Linked DNA regions of Mus musculus: all the other regions are linked to region 2. The links are chromatin loops, found by intact Hi-C in ENCODE. Cell type or tissue: heart. All regions are shown on one strand. Region 1 overlaps Agl (amylo-1,6-glucosidase, 4-alpha-glucanotransferase). Region 2 overlaps Gm40128 (a long non-coding RNA gene). Region 3 overlaps Cdc14a (CDC14 cell division cycle 14A). Region 4 overlaps Agl (amylo-1,6-glucosidase, 4-alpha-glucanotransferase).

The links. Hi-C counts contacts between places; a loop is a spot of excess contacts. Peaks named below come from ENCODE experiments on the same cell type or tissue, not always from the same donor. Only the 100,000 strongest peaks of a DNase experiment are listed, where the experiment ranks them.
Region 1: a loop joins it to region 2, with 5 times the contacts of the local background. A loop is called at or near these places in 25 of 42 quality-filtered maps.
Region 3: it touches region 2 in a loop (9-fold over the local background); 20 of 42 quality-filtered maps call a loop at or near these places.
Region 4: a loop joins it to region 2, with 4 times the contacts of the local background. A loop is called at or near these places in 26 of 42 quality-filtered maps.

The regions. Positions count from the first base shown.
Region 1 is chr3:116,765,886-116,768,385 of GRCm38, forward strand. All of the region lies in intron 25 of Agl (amylo-1,6-glucosidase, 4-alpha-glucanotransferase), which reads right to left. Among named protein-coding and RNA genes, the nearest start is that of Agl, 41 kb to the right of the region's middle. In heart, a CTCF peak has its summit at 1,262 (motif pointing left); no DNase peak of the experiment used is centred here.
Region 2 is chr3:116,835,147-116,837,646 of GRCm38, forward strand. Gm40128 (a long non-coding RNA gene) reads right to left here. Exons shown (of 3, transcript XR_867574.1): 2 at 1,564-1,865; 3 at 211-1,138. Among named protein-coding and RNA genes, the nearest start is that of Gm40128, 5.1 kb to the right of the region's middle. In heart, a CTCF peak has its summit at 1,082 (motif pointing left); a DNase peak (open chromatin) is centred at 1,065; H3K4me3 peaks cover 608 bases; H3K27ac peaks cover 1,826 bases.
Region 3 is chr3:116,337,534-116,340,033 of GRCm38, forward strand. The region is part of intron 7 of Cdc14a (CDC14 cell division cycle 14A); the gene reads right to left. Among named protein-coding and RNA genes, the nearest start is that of Gm46839, 81 kb to the left of the region's middle. In heart, no CTCF peak of the experiment used is centred here; no DNase peak of the experiment used is centred here.
Region 4 is chr3:116,770,827-116,773,326 of GRCm38, forward strand. Agl (amylo-1,6-glucosidase, 4-alpha-glucanotransferase) reads right to left here. Exons shown (of 34, transcript NM_001081326.1): 22 at 1,938-2,074; 23 at 1,561-1,694; 24 at 514-689. Among named protein-coding and RNA genes, the nearest start is that of Agl, 36 kb to the right of the region's middle. In heart, a CTCF peak has its summit at 970 (motif pointing right); no DNase peak of the experiment used is centred here.

The sequences.
Region 1 (2,500 bases), 69 kb before region 2:
TCTCTACTTCCCCCAGTTTTTAAAAGAATTATCATTATCATCATCACCATCATATTGGTGTGTGTGTGTGTGTGTGGGTGTTTGTGCCACAGTATATGTGTGGAGGTCTGAGGACAACTTTGTGAAGTCAGTTCCCTTTATTTACCATTATGTTGCTTCCAGGTATTGATGGCAGGTCACCAAGTTTGCACAGCAAGCACCTTGACCCACTGAGACACCTTGTAAGTCTCTCAATTTACTATTTATTTATTTGCATACTTACTCATTTATTTTGAGATAGCATCTCACTATGTAGCCCTGGCTGTCGTGGAACTTTCTATGTAGACTAGGCTGGCCTTGAATTCATAAGAGATCTGCTTCTCTCTGCCTCCAGAGTGCTGGAACGAAAGGAGTGTGCCACCGTATCCAGGCAGCCCCAACTGTATGCTGCATAATTGTCACCACTCAATTAGAAAATACTTTATATTAGGTTTGAAGGGGAAGATGCAGTTCATTTTAGGTAACCACCTAGACAGTTCAATTTTAAAATGACCAAAGTGAGGTTAGGAACACGTACTGCTCTTGCAGAAGACCTGACTGTTTTACTAACATCCACACTGGGTGGCTCACCACTGCCTATAACTCCAGCTCCAGGGATCCAATGCTCTTCTGGTCTTGCTGAATATCAGTGCCCCCGAGGTGGTTTTGTATATGCTCAGCCCAGGGTGTGGCACTATTAGAAGGTGTGGCCTTCCTGTTGGAGTTGGTGTGTCACTGTGGGTGTGGGCTATAAGACCCTCATCCTAGCTGTCTGGAAGCCAGTATTCTGCCAGCAACTTTCAGATGAAGATGTAGAACTCTCAGCTCCTCCTGCACCATGCCTGCCTGCATGCTGCCATGCTCCTACCTTGATGATAATGGACTGAACCTCTGAACCTGTAAGCCAGCCCCAATTAAATGTTGTCCTTATAAGACTTGCTTTGTCACGGTATCTGTTCAAGGCAGCAAAATCCTAACTAACACAACTCTTATACACATAATTAAAAATAAACATTTTTAGCTGGGCGAGGTGGCTCACGCCTTTAATCCCAGCACTTGGGAGGCAGAGGCAGGTGGATATCTAAGTTTGAGGCCAGCCTGGTCTACAGAGTGAGTTCCAGGACAGCCAGGGCTACACAGAAAAACCCTGTCTTGAAAAAACAAAACAAACAAAACAAAACAAAACAAAACAAAACAAAAAAGCGAGCGGGAGCATTGCAGTGACAACCTGTCGCCACCTGGTGGCGTGCGGAGCAACCGTCTCAGGGTTAAGCCCAGAGAAACCAAGTCTTGAAAAAAACAAAAAACAGGTAGGCGGATCCCAGCACTTGGGAGGCAGAGGCAGGTGGATTTCTGAGTTAAAGGCCAGCCTGGTCTACAGAGTGAGTTCCAGGACAGCCAGGGCTATACAGAGAAACCCTGTCTCAAAAGAACAAAAACAAACAAACAAACAAACAAACAAACAAAACAAAAACCAAAAAAACCCATTTTTAAAAAACAAAACTAAAATTATTACAAATAAAATTTCTAACAACTGAAGAGGAAAACACTAGTAATTTTTCTATAGCATAAAAATAAAGTTTCATAAAATGCTTTTATGCTAAACTTTTTAGCTTACAGAGCAGTGCATTTAAATTAGTTTCAGGCTGCTGATAATGGCTGGAGGCGTGGTGGGAACAGTTCTGGCCTCCCAACAGCTTCCCATCCCTAGGTCTGCACTGAGGGACTTTGATTTGGGAACCAAGCACCTGCATGTTCAGCAAGGTCACAGGCGATGCTGAGTGACAATGACTTGTAGAACTCACCAAAGATGGCACTATTGTGGAACTTTTTATTTTTTTAGGACTTTTGAAATTAGGAACTCTCTATGAAGCCCTGGCTGTCCTAGAACTCACTATGTAGACAAAGCAAGCCTCAACATACAGATATCTGCCTGCTAGGATCAAAGGCTTGTACTTCCTACATCTAGCTGAATGTCATTTTTTTTTTTTTTGGTGTTTTTGAGACAGGGTTTCTCTGTGTAGCCCTGGCTGTCCTGGAACTCACTTTGTAGACCAGGCTGGCCTCGAACTCAGAAATCCGCCTGCCTCTGCCTCCCGAGTGCTGGGATTAAAGGCGTGCGCCACTACCGCCCGGCCTGAATGTCATTTTTAATTGCAATAAATTTATTCCTATCAGCATGATAAAAGGAAATACCATTTCATTCTGGAAAGAATCAAATTGGGGGTTGTAAGCTTAACAAGAAATGAGGATAACTTAATATAATTCCTTTTTTAAACGAGTCAGCAATACCCTTTATGAAAGCAGAAAATGGGTCTAAGTTTTAAAAAATAAACTTATGAACACTGAAGATGATCTGACCTAGCATGGAACGTAATAACTTCCAACTTGCCTTTTTCCTTTGAAATTCTCTAAACCTACCAAACAAACACATAAAAAATAAAACCTAAAAAAAATCTGGAGACTATGAGACAGCTCGGTG
Region 2 (2,500 bases):
GCGTCAGGGGCATGGAAGTCTGTAATTTAAGATTAAAGCTATGTAGGGCTGGAGAGACATCTCAATGGTTAAGAATACTTGTTCTTGCAGAGGACCTGGGTTTATTTCCTAGTACCCATGTGGCAGGTAACAGCCATCTGTAACTTCAGTTTCATGAGGTCTGACGCTCTCTGTGGGTCGACGGGGCACCTAGTGCACACACAATCATGCAAGCAAGATATTCTTGATCACAACATAAAATAAATAAGCATTTATAAATGGGTTAAAGCTATCACTTAACTTAGGCTGTAAAAGCTGATTCCATGTACAATCCAAGATATAGTGAGGTTGGGTATATTGTTCTCTCAAAGGCAGGTTAAACGTAAATAGGCTGAATGCATAGTAGGACAGCAGGTTAAGTATGCAGTCTTGAATGCTCTCTAGGCACCTTATTAACATGGTGGCAAGATCTGGGAAATTAGTTTATTTTTAATGCAAGAGGTGTTTTCATAAAAAATGTGTCACTACAATTTCCTTTGTCTCTGTTCATAGCACTATAACAAAATGCCAGCTATTATGTACTTTACAGTTGCGAAGCCTTACAGTTGTAAACCACGATCGAGGATACTGAAGGTTTGATGTCTAAGGAGGCTTCATTTCCTGCTGCCTAGATGATGCCTTTCTGAATCTTCACAGGGTAGAAGCCAGCGAGTTTCTGAAGCTTCTTCACTGAGGGCACGAATTCTGGACCAACTCTGAACAAGACGGGCTTTACCCGACACCGACTGCGATACAGTTGTGACTTAGACATGTGGGCTCTTGGACTGTGGAAGTCTCCTTAAGTCCCTGTTTCAGGGGGGCCCTCATTGCTGCTCCCCAGTCACTGTTGCTCTGCGGGTTATGCAGGATACAGCCCTTTGTCTTTATTGGGGACATATCAGGGACGGAGCTTTACGGGGATGGAGGAATAAAAAACAAGCAAGCACCTCCCTTGCCATTCAAGGACCAGACAGGGGGAGCCGTGAGCTGCCATAAAAGGAAATGAACTTGTTCTTCCTCGGAGTCAGGCATTCGGAACACAATGTCCTGGTGTCTGCTGCCCCCGTGTGGACATTTACATGTGTTGACTTCAGTCTTGGGTTTTCCTTATTAGGTGGTTCTATGCCCAAAGAAAGAATAGGTCAGATACAAAGAATTTTTTTTTTTTTGGAGGGGGGGGGGTGTTCGAGACAGGGTTTCTCTGTGTGGCCCTGGCTGTCCTGGAACTCACTCTGTAGACCAGGCTGGCCACGAACTCAGAAATCCGCCTGCCTCTGCCTCCCAAGTGTTGGGATTAAAGGCGTGCGCCACCATGCCCGGCTAGATACAAAGAATTTAAGGCGTCCTTCTGCCTCAGCTTGTCCCCAAATCCCTCTAGGTTCCCTGTGCTCTAAGGGTCACACGTATCCACTGCCTTTTTCTCCTTGGTGGTATGCTATCCTGAAGCAGGACTAAGTCCACACTGGATCTCCCCTGCCTTTAAGAGCTTTTGAAGAATCAGCTTGGGGAATGGAAACCTCCAGAGAATCGCCCTTTTCTCCTTACCTTGAATGTAGATGGCACGCACGACTAGTTTGCCATTGGCATAGCGGACAGGATGGCTTGTTATGTCTATGATTTCGTCCTGTGGTGTACGTATAATGTCCCGGCTGTCTCAGTCGCTTTCTGGGCTCGCATATGTGACTACGTAGCCACACTATGAAGTGCTGTGAAAAGGAGCTGAGTGTGGTGATGGATGTCAGCCTTCAAGAAATGGAGCCATTGGTGCAGGAGGACAAGCGCAGTCGTATTTCTCTAACAATCACATGAACCCAGAGGCAGATCACTCTCCAGTTGAGATCCGAGCCCTGGAAAATACCCGGATTGCAGGTGAAAACCAGAGGGCTGCATGAATCTGTGCCTAGATTCTGTTAGGGAAGAAACGTGTGCTGTTTTTTTTTTTTTTAACCAGCGGGTGTCTGCGAACCTTTGCTATCGACAGAGAAACAGAACTCTGCTCTTTGGTTTTTACTTATGACTTCCCTGTCCGCGGGACCGCATCACACATCCTAGTCTGTGTTCTAGTTTGCTGTCTGGTGCTGTGATAAATACCAGGATCAAAAGCAGCTAGGGGAAGAAAGGGTTTGCTTGACTCGAATGTCTCTATCACAGTCCACTGTAAAGAGAAGTCAGGGCAAGAGGAGAAGCAGGAACTGAAGCAGAAACCAGGGAGGAGCACTGACAGCGTAGTACACTCAGCTTGATTGCCTGCCTCCCTCCTTTCCTTCCTTCCTTCTTTTTTGTTTGTTTGTTTGTTTGTTTGTTTGTTTGTTTGAGACAGGTTTCTCTGTTTTACCCTGGCTGTCCTGGAACTCACTCTGTAGGCCAGGCCAGCCTAGACCTCAGAGATCTGCCTGCCTTTACCTCCGCAGTGCTGGGATTAAAGGCATGGGCTACCATGCCTGGTTCTCAGCTTGCTTTCTTATACACCCCAGGACCACTG
Region 3 (2,500 bases), 500 kb before region 2:
CGGGAAGGGATGCTTTTGGCTAAACCCTCAGGGCCCATCTAGATTCCTCATTAGCGTGGAGAACTCTGTTCTGTGCTATGTGTCTCTTACTTTATGTGGGGGGTGCTGTGGTCATGTGTTCCAGGCCAGGAATCAGGTTGGGGGTAGAGGAAATGCCTCGCATCCTCATGTATGAGGTGCCGGGGTTTCTGAACCCACTCAACCTTACTGAGTCCACTATCTCACAGCCGACTTAGCCATAGGATGTGAAAATCCAGTATGCTTGCTCATGTCATTTTAATCCTCAAGACATAAGGCCTGGGGACAGCAGTACACACGTTGTTATTGTCACTTAAAAGTCAGTGTACTTGAACCACAGAAAGCGCGTTCACAGAAATCATGAGGTCCTAGAACATCAGAGTTCCAGGGAGGACAAAGGGAAGAAAAGGGGCTTATGAGAAAGGTTGAGAAAGATGACCAGAGATTGCAAGAGCCATCACATTACATAATGAGGAAGGAAAATGACTGACTTCACAATCAGAGGCAGGCCACAGGACCGAACCGGGCCTGTTTGGTTTGGGACACTCCTATGTTGACAGGAGCATCAAACTGTAATAGTTACAGAGACCACACCTCAAATAGTTTAGAAGTTGAAGGAAGAGGAGGAGGGAGGGAGGGAGGGAGGGAGGGAGGAAGGGAGGTGGAAGGAGGAGGAGGAGGAGGAGGAGGAGGAGGAGGAGGAGGAGAAGATGAAGAAGAAGAAGAAGAAGAAGAAGAAGAAGAAGAAGAAGAAGAAGAAGAAGAAGAAGAAGAAGAAGAAGAAGAAGAAGAAGAAGAAGAAAAAGATGATGATGCTATCTATCATCCCAGCACTTGGAAAGCTGAGACAAGAGGTCTGCTATGAGTTCCAGGCCACTGGGACTACATTGAGACCCAATATCAGGATAGCAAAAACCAAAATGCCCAAAGACACAGAGAAAGAAAGCAGGACAGGGAAAGAAATAAACCAAACAGAAATTAAAGAGGAAGGGGGAAAAACCATAATTGTTTGGGAGAGGAAAACCTTTCAAGTCTTACAGACTTAGTCGACGCCATCTGTATACAGCAATGATTTCTTAGCACATGAGGAAGTTCCGGGTCCCTCTCCAGTAGCAGCTGCAGTGGCCAGGAAGGAATTTGGCTACCTTAAACTTGCGGCCTTTCAGTGGTGAAATAAATACAAGACGACTCCAGAAGCGTGCTTCAAATAGTTCCCATAGTCAGTCCCCGTGGGAGGCACACCTCTGTAATTGCTCCAGCTGGTTGAGGACTTGCCCACACATCTGCACTGAGGCCTCCTTGACCCTGGTGCTGGGGTGGGAGGACACGGTCCTGCCCACAGAGTATGAACAAGAGAGGATCACAGGCTAAGCTGCATCCAGACTCCACTGCAGACTGCTCTACAGAGCCACTCCCCAGCACAGCCTTGCCCTACCACACACAGACTCCTGCTGCAGGCCAGAGATGGAGGACATAACAAAACGTCCTCACAGAACGTGCTAAACCTAAGAGTCAACATCCACTGGTTAGTAGGACAGTTTCCTGATATAATGAAGGACGTGGTCAGGTGAGACAGTCTCAAGTCACACCATAAACCAAGTTGGCATTACATACGAATCCTGATCTTAAACCCACCAACCAGTGATCTGTGCTGCACAAAAAACTGATTTTTTTCTCCCTAAGTTATAAATTCTTGCAGCAGGGATGAGCCGATAATGAAAGTATTCTTAAAAACAAATATTCTAAAAAAGTATTCTAACCCATCGTGGATATGTTCCCAGAGAGTTACTACAAAATCAGAACGTGTTTTTAATTAAAAGTCTCAGCCTAGGGAGTTAGCTGTGAAATCAAGTCTCCTAACAATATCAGAAACTCCACCAGAAAGGTCTCACTAACGTGACTGCCCAAGCATGAGCTGAACAAGTATAATGTCAATGAGCACAGCGAACTGGACGGATTCACCAGGAGGCTTCAAGTCTACACAGAGAACTAGAGGCAACCGACAGAATCTTGGAATGGGAGAAGTGTTCTTCTCCAGGGGAGGCTCTTCTTCACACCAATGCAAAATGGTCAGTATGGGAACATACGTACAGGTAGCATGATATGGACTGTGCAGACTATATTTAGAAATGTGTGTGTGTGTATACACACACATATACATACATATATATATATATATATATATACACACAGATATATATATACACAGATGCATCCAATAATGATCAATGACTAAAGAGACCATGAATTGGAAGGAGAATGAGGAGGGATATATGGAAGGGAGGGAAAGCAAATGAGAAATGTTGTAATTAAATTATAATCTCAAAATTTAAAAAAAAAAAAAAAAAACAGTTTTGGTCAATTTCCACTGAAAATAGACCACTCGGCATTTGATGCTCATCTGCTCACCCGTGAGATATTTCACGTCTTACACACCGATTAACTCCTTGTGCTGAGTAGACTCTGCTAGTGGCTTACTTTA
Region 4 (2,500 bases), 64 kb before region 2:
TGAGAAGAAAACCGTTTCTTCAGGCATACTCTGATTATTTGGATGTTTGAGACCTACTTGCAAAAGATGGTGTCAGTAAATATGGCTTAAAGTATTTGACAACAATGAAGACATATGATAGAAAATTCATTTAACATGTTTTGTATTTCATAACTTGCAATCTCTTAATAACTACAATGGTTTACTTTTAAACACCAGGGAGGAAAATGGTATTAAATTAAATTTAATGAAAGATATTTAAGGTGTCAAGAACTGGGATTTAATAGATACCTGCAGAAGAAAGGACTACTCAACCACAATCAAAAATACACATAAGTGGTTAATACACAGTTACAGTTGCATAGTAAGAATTATTGTTATGAGTGAGAGGCTATTAAGTGAGCAGTTTACTAAGCAATGGCATAAAAATCTTGGATAATATGTTTTTTATAAAACATCGTTTTCCCACAGGGTTTCCTTGTTGACCATTACAGCTGTTCCCACCTGACCTCTGACCTCCACCAGCGGCCTCACCTGCAGCTAAGGAGGCACAGCACTGCTCCTTCTCCTTTGTGATCTCATTTAACCTGCACGGCACATCCAGGAGCGAGGGAGAAAGCAGCGGCAGACAAGGGCATTTCCCGACTCCACACATCTGGACAGAACCCAGTGACAGGTGCTTCACGAAGGTGGATCCGTTCTGAACAAAGCTGTAACAAAGTGGAAACACAATCTTTTGAGCTCTTTTATTGTGCATTCTTTTTGCCAACTGATTTTTCTACGGAAATGTGTAAAATAAGAAAATAGTTTTATGGATGTCATTTAATAAGTTAATTAATAATAAAACAAGTAATATAATTTTGTTTTTTCATATCATATTTTAAAACAGTTTATTTACTTATTTTATGTATGTGAGTACACTGTAGCTGTCTTCAGACACTCCAGAAGAGGGCATTGGGTCCCATTACAGATGGTTGTGAGCCACCATGTGGTTGTTGCTAGGAATTGAAGTGAGGACCTCTGGAAGAGCAGTCAGTGCTCTTAACCTCTGAGCCATCTTCCCAGCTCCTCCATATCATATTTTACAGGCTTTGTAAACTAGGTTTAAACCCCACCCCTTGCTGGGGACTGGACCCCAGGCCGTATGCTTGCTAGACACCCAAACATCGCCATCAAGTGTTAAAATGTGTACACAGTGAGTGTGTTTGCGTGTAGGGTGCTTCTGTATGCCTGAAGCCCTGGATTTGATCCTGAACATCTTATAAAGTGGATGCACCTTGTAATCTCAGCATTTGGGAGTGGAGTGGAGTGGAGGCAGGGGGACCAGAAGCATAAGCTCAGCCTTGCCCACACGGTGTAACTGAGGTCTTCAGTACATGAGACCCTGTCTCAAAACCAAACCAAACCCCAAGCAAACTCTCCATTTGGTTTGCATGTTCTAGACTAAAGGACGCTAATACTGACTGTCCACCGGGAAAGCTTCCCAGCTCTGCGTCTGTGATAGTTCCTCAGGTTTTGGTCTTTTACAATCATGTATAAAATGACTCTCTATAGCTCCCACCCAGCTATGCCCATCTCTACCTTGACATCTGTTTCCACGCTACATCCAGCAGAGTGGTGTATGCACCAATCAATATAGCGTCAAAGTAGCAGGGGATGAGGTAGCGTGGGATCTGCTTCAGGTAGAAGAACATAGCCTGCAGCCATTTACCAACCTGTTACAGAAATAATGTGGAAAGTTAACTTGGTGTGTTTATAGGCTGGATATATTTGAAGAGTTAAATCTAAATATGTGACTTTGCTGGCCAGTAATCCATTAAGAGATAACCACTCCTTAGAACTGAAACACGATCAAGAAAGGAAACTGGCCTGAGGAAGCTGTGACTTATCTACAGTGGTAATAAAGCCCAAGTCTCAATGCCCCTCGACTGTTTGCACTCGAGCACCGTTCTACTTACCTCAGCAATACTTCCTGATCTTGAAATAAGCCGACCACTCACGTAGTCGATCATCCAGTCTCCCGACCTCAAGTTTTCACAGAATGGATGCCCCAGGTCATTCTTCGGTCTTATTTCTGCCAACACGGACATTAATCCTAAAAAGTGAGACATTACTGAGCTGTTGGTTGAGTCAAATGTCCTTGCTGCTCAGCTTATGTCCAGTCTCTAATGATCTGGGGTGAGCGCAGATACAGACAGACATAACGACTACTCGGTTCACAGTGGCACTTAGCATGGCTGAGTGAGAAAACTGTCAGGGTGCCTACTTTAGCAAGGACATAAAAGCGGGAAGCCAGGGATCTGCAGCTGCAAGAGCAATACAAAGCTTCCCGGGGGTCAGGACGTCTGCGACTCTTCTTCTTTATTTGTATTTAATACTATAACATTGAAAACAGCCGGTGTAACTTCTCATCCTAAAGCATGAAGCAGGTAAGCATGAGTATTCTGGGTTGGCAAGTGGTAGATTAATATTTAGGGAGGAATCAAGGGATCACAAAGCTGGTTTAGGAAGCGCGACCACC